Linked DNA regions of Mus musculus: region 1 is linked to region 2. Evidence: chromatin loops called from intact Hi-C (ENCODE). Cell type or tissue: left cerebral cortex. All regions are shown on one strand. Links, peaks and the distances in the headings refer to the core of each region. The heading gives the core; the rest is flanking DNA. Region 1 holds the start of Opn5 (opsin 5). Region 2 has its middle 67 kb from the start of Cd2ap.

The links. Hi-C counts contacts between places; a loop is a spot of excess contacts. Peaks named below come from ENCODE experiments on the same cell type or tissue, not always from the same donor. Only the 100,000 strongest peaks of a DNase experiment are listed, where the experiment ranks them.
Region 1: it touches region 2 in a loop (9-fold over the local background); 9 of 42 quality-filtered maps call a loop at or near these places.

The regions. Positions count from the first base shown.
Region 1 is chr17:42,610,709-42,616,092 of GRCm38, reverse strand. It overlaps Opn5 (opsin 5), which reads left to right and starts at 4,780. Exons shown (of 7, transcript NM_181753.4): 1 at 4,780-4,913. The coding sequence starts at 4,784. In left cerebral cortex, for the core only: a CTCF peak has its summit at 2,841 (motif pointing left); a DNase peak (open chromatin) is centred at 2,848.
Region 2 is chr17:42,940,370-42,945,753 of GRCm38, reverse strand. No RefSeq gene overlaps it. Among named protein-coding and RNA genes, the nearest start is that of Cd2ap, 67 kb to the right of the region's middle. In left cerebral cortex, for the core only: a CTCF peak has its summit at 2,152 (motif pointing right); a DNase peak (open chromatin) is centred at 2,161.

The sequences.
Region 1 (5,384 bases), core at 56-5,055, 330 kb after region 2:
TATTTATTGGTACTTAGTCTTCTCTGCCCCTAAGTAGCAGTAATAGTGTTACCATACCATCACAACAAATTTCCTCAGCTCAGTTTTTTATAGGGAAGGTATAGATACCACCGGGCTGGTGCAGTGGGAGAAAACATAGCTTGAAGCTGGAGTGGAGAGGAGACAGATTAGAGTAAAGGGGTCAGGGCTGACCTGCACATCTCTCTCTGGTCTTTAATAAGCTGATTCCTGTGCAATTATGACCCACTGATTGATTCTCTTGGGTTGGGGGAAGGGAAAGGCATTTGTTTCTTGACCTGCTAGGCTGGGCTCGAATCTTTGGAGTTTATGTAATGATGAACTTCATTTTTTTTTTAAAGTGCTCCTTTAAGATAATAAAAAAGGTAGGCCTCATTTGGTAAAGACTTGTGCAAACCAGCAATGTGACTCCTGAATTCTACCCCACACTTGACGTTTTCAGGTTTTGCTGTTTGTCTTTCTTTGTCATACTCTCTCTCATTCCCAGGCTTCTTTATTTAGATGTCCATCTTCTTTCATAGCATTACTTACAGTTCCCTTACCCATGCATGCAGTGACGGATGTAAGCTCTGCCTTGGCTATTTTCCCATTGGGAGATTTCTGTCATTAGTTACACAGAGTCCTTACACGAATTTTCTAAGGTACTGATGTATTGAATCTCATGTTCTCAGGTCTCTCTCTCTCGCTCACACACACACACACACACACACACACACACACACACACACATTCTCTATCTGTTTCTCTCTTTCACACTCACTCATTCTTTCTGTCATACACATTCTTTCTCTCTCCATCATTTCTCTCTCACACATTCATTCTTTCTCTCTCTGTCACACACATACATTCTCTTTCTCTCTCTCACATACACACACAGCCAAAAGTTCATGGGGGTGAGAGCAGACAAGGCCAAAGGCATCTGGGCAGGAAGTTTGCTGCCCACACTACCTAGATTTTTGTTATTTCCTATTTTAAACTACAAGAAATTTAGGGAGCCAGAAGAAAAAAATCTTGTGTAATATTTTTATATTTTTGAAGATAATTTGTGTATTAGTAAAACCGGCAAATTAGACTCTTCCCCTATGTACTAACTTGTGCGTGTATGTTTTCTCTTGGGAGTGTGACCTTATAAAATACACTTGCCCATATCTGCCACCAAACCATTTTATAAGACCCCTGTGTTTAGACATGAGAGAACTTGTCTAGTTATGCCTCAAGTTATCCCTTGATTTCAAATAAAGATCCATAGAGGCTAGAAGATATATTTATATTGCCATATTATTTGTAGGAATCTAAGAGTTATTTAAAACTTCTAGGCATCATTAGGGATAGGAGATGATTTTGGCTTTTTTAAAATAGTGAAGTGTTATGAAAAAGCCGTAGGTTGTTTTATTTATTGTCAAAGAATCAGTAACTAAATGGTGGGAGCAATGGGGTATATTTCATTGCTTAAAGGCATATGCTAATATGAAAAATCAAAGGAATTGCAAGTTTTAGAAAATAAGTATTCCTGTGTGTAAAAATTAGACAGGGCTTCTTGCCTCAATGTCTACAATTTGCAAATTTACTGTGTTGAGGATGAGATGTCTCAAAACTTAAGTAACTACTACTACTACTACTACTACTACTACTACTACTACTACTATTTATAAAAGAAAGCATTTAATTGGGTTTACAGTTTCAGAGGGTTACAGTCCAGGAGGGTGAGTCAAGGGCATGGCATCAGAAGCAGATGAGATTTCACATTACTGATCTGTCCAAAGTCTGGGGGAGGAAATGGTCTTTTCCCTCAATTGTATTTGCCCAAGCTGAAGAACTACTGCATGTAAATTACAAAGACCAAGCAGCACATACGAATGTGTAGGGGGTCTAGGTCCAGCCCCTCCATGCTCTTTCGTTGCTGGTTCAGTCTCTGTGAGCCCCCATGGGTCCAGGTTAGTCGACTCTGTAGGTCTTCTTGTGGTGTCAGTGACCTCTCTGGTTCACTCAATTCTATCCCCAATTCTTCCACAAGATGCCCCCAGCACCACATAAATTACCGTGCAAGTGTGAGGAGACAGGAACACCAGTGGGAGCTGGCTGTCAAGACTTGTGATCTATGAAAGCTTGGGTATTGATCAGAAGTCATTACCTGGAGAAAAACACTGAGGACGATCACCAACATCAACCTCTGGCCTCCATATGTACACCCCACACATGTGTCCCCATGCTGCAAACATGCCAGTCACACATACGGTAAAACCGAAAAAAAGGAAAAGAAATTCACTATCTCGTTGCTAATGAACACGGGGGACCTGTAAGATGTGACTTTTCAGAAATTGCCGTAGATCAGAATTTTTAAGATCTGATGCGGGAGTGCCAAACCTGCCTCAGCTTCATCTCATGTTTCTGCATCTAAGAGGCCAGACAGCCAGAGTGCTTGGGGACCTTGTGATGACAGACTTGACCAGAATAAGGGGGAATCAGGAGCTTGACCGTTAAAAGAAATCCTCTGGATGGGCAGGGCTTGAGATGGAGTGGGCTTGGCAGCCAGGTTCCTATACAGCTAGCTTTCTGTAACTAATTGGGAAGAATGGGAATGGATATTCATTGCAGAGTGTCCTCAAACTGTAAGTAACTTCTGCCAAATGCCATTTCTCACTGAAAAGCCTTGCGCGGGCTGTAAACTGTCTGCCAGAAAGGGGTTAAATCTGTCCTTTTATAGAAACTGAAAGCACCTCTGTGACACCTACTGATTGCCTGTCTCCTTGTGTGAGGCTAACACAACTCTGGAGAGTTGATTCCTTTTACTTCCAATGTCTCAGAGGGCTGAACAGTGCCATCTACTGGTTCAGTTTGAAATGAGCTGGTTCAAAGTATTTCTCCTTTAATACCAAGAAGTAGCTACTGCCTCACTGGATGTCATGTTCTCAGCAATGTGTGTCACTTCCCAGAAGCACAGGCTCCTCCCTTACTAGGGAGAGGCAGCACGGGACTTGGGTTTCTGCAGAGTGTCACTTAAAGGTTTTGTTGTTGTTGTGGTTCGTTTTGTAAACCTTTCAAAATCAAAACTCAAAAGAAATAGCACAGAATTCTGCGTGCTTTAAGAGTTTCTCATTGCTTAGGATTTTATCCTGGCGTTGAAGGAATGTGGCTGAAATAAGCTGTTCTCTGCTTTAAGAAACTCTAAACCTTCCCATGGCTAGCCTTGTATACTTTAATCAAGGCCCAATTATTTTCTAAATAGCCCATTTTTTTCCCTAAGATTTATTTTACTTTTAAGTGTATGAGTATGTGTATTGAGTGTGTGTGAGCATGTGTGTATGTAAGTATGTATGTATGTATGTATGTGTCTTTCTGTGTATGTATGAGTGTGTCTCTGTGTGTATCTGTGTATATCTATGTGTGAGTATGTCTCTGTGAGTGTGTGAGTATATGTATTCGTACATGGGTGTACCTATGTATGTGTGTATATCCTGTGTGTACATGTGTGACTGTGTCTCTGTATGCATGTGTGTCTGCATATTTATCTGTGCATGCATGTGTGTGAGTGTCTCTCTGTGGTGTGTGTGTATGTGTGTGTGTGTGTGGTAAGTGCCAATGCCTAAAGTCAGAGGTGCCAGACCCTCCTGGAGCTGTAGATACAGGTGGCTGTGAGCCACCCAGTCTGGGTTCTGGGGCAAACTCAGCTCCTCTGTAAGCATGTTGTGTTCTCTTAGTCACTGATACAGCTCTCCAGTCCTTAATTATTTTTTAAAAAAGATTTGTTTATTTATTTTATGCACGCGAGTACGCTGTTGTTCTCTTCAAACACACCAGACAAAGGCATTGGATCCCACGACGGATTGATTGGTTATGTAGTTGTTGGGAATTGAACTCAGGACCTATGGAAGAGCAGCCAGTGTTCTTATCCACTGAGCCATCTTCCCAGCCCCCAGCCCTTAGTTATATACATACATACACACAGACACAGACACAAACACACACACACACACAAACATTTATTCTTTGAGAATTTTTTCATTTTTTTTAAACACACTAAGTCTAATTTGTGTTGCCCATTGTGTTGAGTTTAAGTTGCAGGACCACTTACTGGACCATAATTAACCTACCAGAGGCCACATCCCCAAAGAAAACTGACTCTCCTTCCTATCGAAGCAGATAACTGCTCCTTAGCTATGGATGGAAGCTGGTGTGCCCCTCCCCTTCCCCACTCATCAACAGCCTTAAATCTTAGGTTAACCCTGTCAATCTCTGACCTCTTAGCTTCATTTCATGAAGTGTCCATGTCCGTGTGCCCTGAACACTCTTTCTTTCCTTAGCTCACCATGCCTGTTAAGAATGGAGAAAGCTTGGGCTATCTTGGGATGCTGTGTTCTGGCAAGTCAGTGTGCAGTGTCCACATTTCTCACTGTGGGTTTTCTTACGTCAGAGCTCTACAAAGTTTGCTAGGGAGCAATAGGACAAACTAGTTTTCAACCTTTTATTCACTGGGGGAGGTGTGAAAAGCCGCAGAGGCAGCCTGAGGAGAAGATGCAGGCTTGTCTAGACTGCAAATTGAACAACTGCGTGTTGGTGTATTTACGTCATTTAAGAAAAAAACAAAACAAAACAAAACAACGGTGAACATCTCTCCACTAGGTACCAATCACCTGTGGGACCCTGGAGTTTGCCTTTTGTTTTATGGAAAGAGATGCATTTGTGAGCGGATTCACGGACTTGTTATTCCGTCTGTTGAGATCTCTGCTGATTTGCTTCACAGACTCCTGGGGGGTGTGAGACCAGCATGGCCTTGAACCACACTGCCCTACCTCAGGATGAGCGCCTGCCCCACTATCTTCGAGACGAGGACCCTTTTGCTTCCAAACTTTCCTGGGAAGCGGATTTAGTGGCTGGCTTTTACCTAACAATAATCGGTAAGCTTCCTTAATGCTTCTGTGTCAGAGGCTGCATTGAGAGAATTCATAGGCTGTATTGATTTTGCACAAATGATTCTGATAAGTACGTGGGTATTAGCAGAGGTGGAGAAGGTGAATTGGCATTGTGACAGTCAATCAATGTTTCATAAAAAAATGACTGTTGCTCTCATTAGGGATAAATATTCTATTAATAATCCAAAGAACATTCATAGTGAATTCTTTATCTCAAAGCTACTTCATTTGGTCACTTGATTACTAGGTTTGATTTCTGGCTATCAAAAGAGTGATAATTGATAATTTTTCTGTTTTAAAAAGAATGGCTCTTAGACACCATCTACTTTAGCTTCATTTTCTCATAAATGAGGGAACTCTGGCCCAATATAACAGTGACAGTGAACACTGCTTTATAAGTTGCACCTCAGTCCTATGAAGATAAAAATTATTCTGGTGATCAATGAAATTCCACAC
Region 2 (5,384 bases), core at 81-5,080:
GTTAACCAATCAGATGAGAGACATGTTAACCAGTCAGATGAGAGATATGTTAACCAATCCGGGTCTGAGACTCGCCTCTCCTAGGCCTAGCACCAGTTCTTGGCTTGGGGTCTCTTCGCCTCTACAATCAAGCTCTCCCAATAAACGTGTGCAGAAGGATCCTGTTGCAGTGTCGTTCTTGCTGGCGAGTCGGGCGCATGCAAGACAGGCTGGCTCAAACTTCTGCAGTCTCACCCTGAGAAGTTTACTGTAAGCATATTTAAAGACAGTTGTGGTGGTTTGAATATGCTTGGCCCAGGGAGTGGCACTATTGGGAGGTGTGGCCTTGTGGAGTGGGTGTGGCCTTGTTGGGGTAAGTGTGCCACTGTGGGGGTGGTCTTTGAGACCTTCCTCCTAGCTTCCTGGAAGTTAGTCTTCTCAGAACTGCCTTCGAAATAAGAGGTAGAACTCTCAGCTCCTATAGCACCATACTTACCTGGATGCTGCCATGCTTCCCAACATAATGATAATGGACTGAACCTCTGAACCTGTAAGCCAGCCCCAATTAAATGTTGTTCTTTATGAGTTGCCTTGGTCCTGGTGTCTGTTCACAGCAGTAAACCCCTAACACAGACAACAGTATAATTTGGGGTGGGGGGGGGAATTTGCTGGTGTAATACAATCCCTAGTGCACACAGAATCATAATTACATTGAACCTCAACTCAAGCACAGGTCATTTTTTCGCAGAAGATGAGTTCTAGAGATAGGCTACATGTATCAGCTTAAGTGCCTCAGCTAGAATCCGGCATGGTCTCAATGATAGAGATAGCAGAGGTTATTTGAGTTACTAGCCATCTCTGGTCCTGCTTGAAGGAGCCCCTGGTCATACATAATATGCCTTTATGTACCTGGACATACATAATGTAAGGATCATCTAGACTACTGAGTATCTTCAGGTCTGTGGTGGTTTGATTAGTTTTGGTCATTGAATGCTTGGCCCACATGGAATGGCACTAGTAGGAGGTGTGGCCTTGTTCAAGTAGATATGGTCTTGTTGGAGCAGTGTGTCACTGTAGGGGTGGGGTTTTAGATATGGTCTTGTTGGAGCAGTGTGTCACTGTAAGGGTGGGGTTTTAGGTAGCCTATGCCCAAACTCCACCCAGTGTGGAAAGAGAGCCTCCTCCTGGCTGCCTGCAGAAGACAGTCTCCTGGGGATCCTGATGTAGAACTCTCAGCTCCTTCTCCAGCACGTGTCTGTCTGCCCGCTGCCCTGCTTCCTGCCCTGATGACAAAGGAGCAAACCTCTGAAACTGCAAACCAGCCACAATGAAATGTTTGCCTTTAGAAGAGTTGTCTAGGTCATGGTGTCTCTTCACAGCAGTGGAAACCCCAACTAAGACAGGTCCCTGGTGTGGGAGCTTTATATGGCCTGGTCCTTCGGATAATGCAGATCACCAGGCTGTTAATCACCTCCAGCTCCCAGCCTTCTGGGTGGAAGAACAGGTTATACATCTTTCTCTTTGAAAAGACAACTCCTCGTGTTTAACAGTCCTGGTTTCCCTAGCAATCTGTAGGCACAAGGACCTTTGTGCTCCCAAACTCTTGAAAGATAACTTTTCTCTTCTCTTCTCTTCTCTTCTCTTCTCTTCTCTTCTCTTCTCTTCTCTTCTCTTCTCTTCTCTTCTCTTCTCTTCTCTTCTCTCCTCTCCTCTCCTCTCCTCTCCTCTCCTCTCCTCTCCTCTCCTCTCCTCTCCTCTCCTCTCCTCTCCTCTCTCTTCTTTTCTTTTCTTTCCCCTGACACTGGGTTTTTCTGTGTAATAGCCTTGGTTGTCCTGGAACTCACTTTGTAGACCAGGCTAGCCTTGAAGTCACAGAGATATGCCTGCCTTTGCTCCTGAGTGTTGGGACTAAAGGCCTGTGCCACCACCGCCAGCTAGCTGAAAGATAACTTAAGGACTGCTCTCTACTTTTTGACATCAGAACTCCCTCTCTTCAAACAAGACATTACCCCTTCTTGCATAAGGAAACCCTTACAACAAATCTCTTCTGGTTTCTTCCTCCTAACTCTTCCTCTGCCTGCGCTTCTAATTACCACTAACCTCGGCTAGGAGTAGAACTTCCTCTCCGCTGTACATAGTAAATACGTCTTGCATTTTCCATAGTGACCACTAGATGGCAACACTGGTCCAAATCAGTTCTCTTCTTGGCAGACAAGAGCTGGCAAGGAAATAAATCCACAATTGCTGCTTGACAAGCACTCTTAACCCGCGGCAAGTGTAAATTCATACACGTGTAAATGTCTAAGTATCTAAAGGGATACAAGCCAGGTCAGTAAACGGAGAGGACAAACCTTTCCAAGAGTATGGTGGCCCAAGCCTGAAATCCCAGCACAAGGGAGACAGAGTTCATGGACAGCTTTGATGAACACAGCAAATTCCAGTCTAACCACAGCTGCATAGTGATACTCAGCATATGAGAGAAAGAAGGGAGGAACGAAGGGAGAAAGGAAGGGAGGGGTGGGGGAGGGAGGGAAGGAGGAAAGGAGGGAGGGAGGAGGAGACAGAAGAGGGAGAGAGAGAGAGAGAAGGGATAGAAAGATAGAGACAGACATCTAACACAGAGACTCTGGTTGCTAACATTAACTTTTATTCTTACATGGAGGAATTGTCTGATATTTACATATCATTAGTATGGGGGAAGGGGATCGATCGGGCTGGAGAAATGGTACAGAAGTGGAGCAGCAATTCCTGCACTTGTAGGCGACCCAGGTTCCGTTTCCAGCACCCACACGGCCGTTCCCAATCTGTAACTACAGTTTCAGAAGATTCGGCCTCTGAGGGCATCACACATACCTGCAGGTAAACACTTCTACACTAAACAAACAAACAAACAAACAAGTAAATAAATAAAGTTTTTAACAAATCAGTATACTTGGGTGGCTGAAATGACTCGGTGGGTAAAGATGATTGCTTGCCTTGCCGAGCCGGACAACTTAACCTCTTTCCCCCTCCGTGGTCCACATGGTAGAAAGGGAGAAACAAGTCTTGAAAGTTTTTCTTTGACCTCCATAAACCATCAGACATGGGTATACGTCCACTGCGCCATAAATAAACCACTTGTCGTTATATAAAAATTGTTCCGTTTAACATCCCAACGTGACAAAGGGTAACAGTGAAATGCAATTTTGCTTCAATTTGTAACTACCACCTTTTAAAATGTGTTTTGTTTTGTGAGACAAGATCACTCTGTGTAGCCCAGGCTAGCCTTAAAAGTCACTATGTACCCCACCCAGGCTGCCTCCAGTCTCCCAGCGATCGTCCTAACTCAGCCTCCCTAGGCCACCCTAGTGTTGAGATTACAAGCATGAACCAGCCTGTCTCGTAAGCAATCAAAGTTTTAAAAGGTTTTCCTGGGGCAGGTTTGCTCTCAGCTTGGCACACTGTGTCTCCTGTCACATCCTCCTACTTTTTCAGGTGAGGAGAAGGCATTCCTGCCCAAGCCAGAAGTACAGAATGTGGCTCACACAGTGGCAAGGACAGAAGCCGTCTTGGACCAGGGGCTCCTCCCATCACTGACCCAGAAACCTTGGCCTCATCTTTCTTTTATTTTGTTAGGTGTCTCTTTAATTATTTAAATTATGTGTACGGAGGCAGGGGGAGAGTCTGGGCTTGTGAGTGCGGTTGTATTTGGAGGTCAGAAGCATCAGGCACATTGGAGCTGGAGTTACAGATGGTTCTGAGCTGCCCAGCCTGGGTGCTGGGAACTCAACTCAACTCCTCTGCAAGAGTAGTCAGTATGTGCTCTTACCGCTGACCCATCTCTCCAACCTCTACACCAGCTTCCGTTTTATATGGTGTTTTCAACAGGGATTTTTGTCTTTTCTAGCGCTCCTTACAATAAAAGAACTTGAGCCCTTTTTAATGTTGGCATCTAGTTAGGTTTGACTGTACCATTAAGCACAAGAAGTAAGTGGAGAACAAGGGCAATGTGAAAACATCTGAGAGAAAGTGGTATAAATGTGACCTTTGCGAGAAGGTCAGATGTAGCCTAGGCTAGATTTGAACTCACCATGTAGCAGCGGGTGGCCTTGAACTTGGGCTCCTGCAGCTTCTACTTCCTGGGTGCTGGTATTGCTAGTGTGAGCCTCCATGCCTGGCTACTTTCTCCTTCTTACTATAGCAGGGGATGGAGACTCAGGACAAGACCTGGCTGGCAGCTAGGGTGACTCAAGGGAAGGCAGTCCCACAGAGGGCCAATGGGGTGTCTAACACCTGTTGCTCAAGATCTACTACATCAAGAAACTGTGTCTCAGCACTGAGGATCAAACCCAGAGTTGCATACATGCTAGGCCAGAGCTTTGCTGCTGAGCCACACTCTCGGCCCCTTTGGTTGCTTTACTGCTTTTGTAGCTTTTGAAACAGGGTCTCATGCATCCCTCTCTGGCCTGTAACTTACTCCTGTCTCCACCTCCCAAACACTGGAATTACAGGCATGCAGTGGCTCAAGAAACCCTTTCCAATTTAGGTTGCTTAATGCGCTTCCACCTTGAATCTGTACTGCTGCTTTTGTTGAGTACAAACAGACCCAGGCCGACACTGCAAACAAAGCCTCAGGGCTGTCTTGGGTCCAGCTGCCAGCATCAGGGTCCCTATGGTAAGAGACTCTACCTTGTTAGACAAGCACTCTACCAATGAGCTATCTCCCCAGCCCAACTATTTGACATCAAGTGGTTTATTATTATTATTATTATTATTATTATTATTATTATTATTATGTTTATTATGTTTATTATTATTATTATGTTTATTATTATGTTTATGTTTATGATGTTTATTATGTTTATTTAATTTGGGTAAGGGGTGTGCACATGTGCCAAGACACACATATGGAGGTCAGAGATCAAACTCCGATCCTCTGGCTTGACAGAAAGTGCATTTCCCTGCTAAAGTGTCTCAACAGCCCCTTCCGAGGGTTTCTTGTTTCTAATTTATTTATTTATTGGTTTTTTTGGAGACAGGGATTCTCTGTGTAGTCCTGGCTATCTGGTTTTTTTGGAGACAGGGATTCTCTGTGTAGTCCTGGCTGTCTGGTTTTTTTGGAGGCAGGGATTCTCTGTGTAGTCCTGGCTGTCTGGTTTTTTTGGAGACAGGGATTCTCTGTGTAGTCCTGGCTGTCCTGGAACTCACTCTGTAGACCAGGCTGGCCTGGAACTCAGAAATCTGCCTGCCTCTGCCTCTGTCTCTGCCTCCCAAGTGCTGGAATTAAAGGTGTGTGCCACCACCGCCCAGCTGTTTCTATTTATTTATACATTTATTGGGGAGGGGTGTCAAGGCACACAGGGGAAGGTCAGAAGACGACTTGCGGGAGACTCTTGGTGATCAAACTGAGGTCCTCGTGCTAGGGA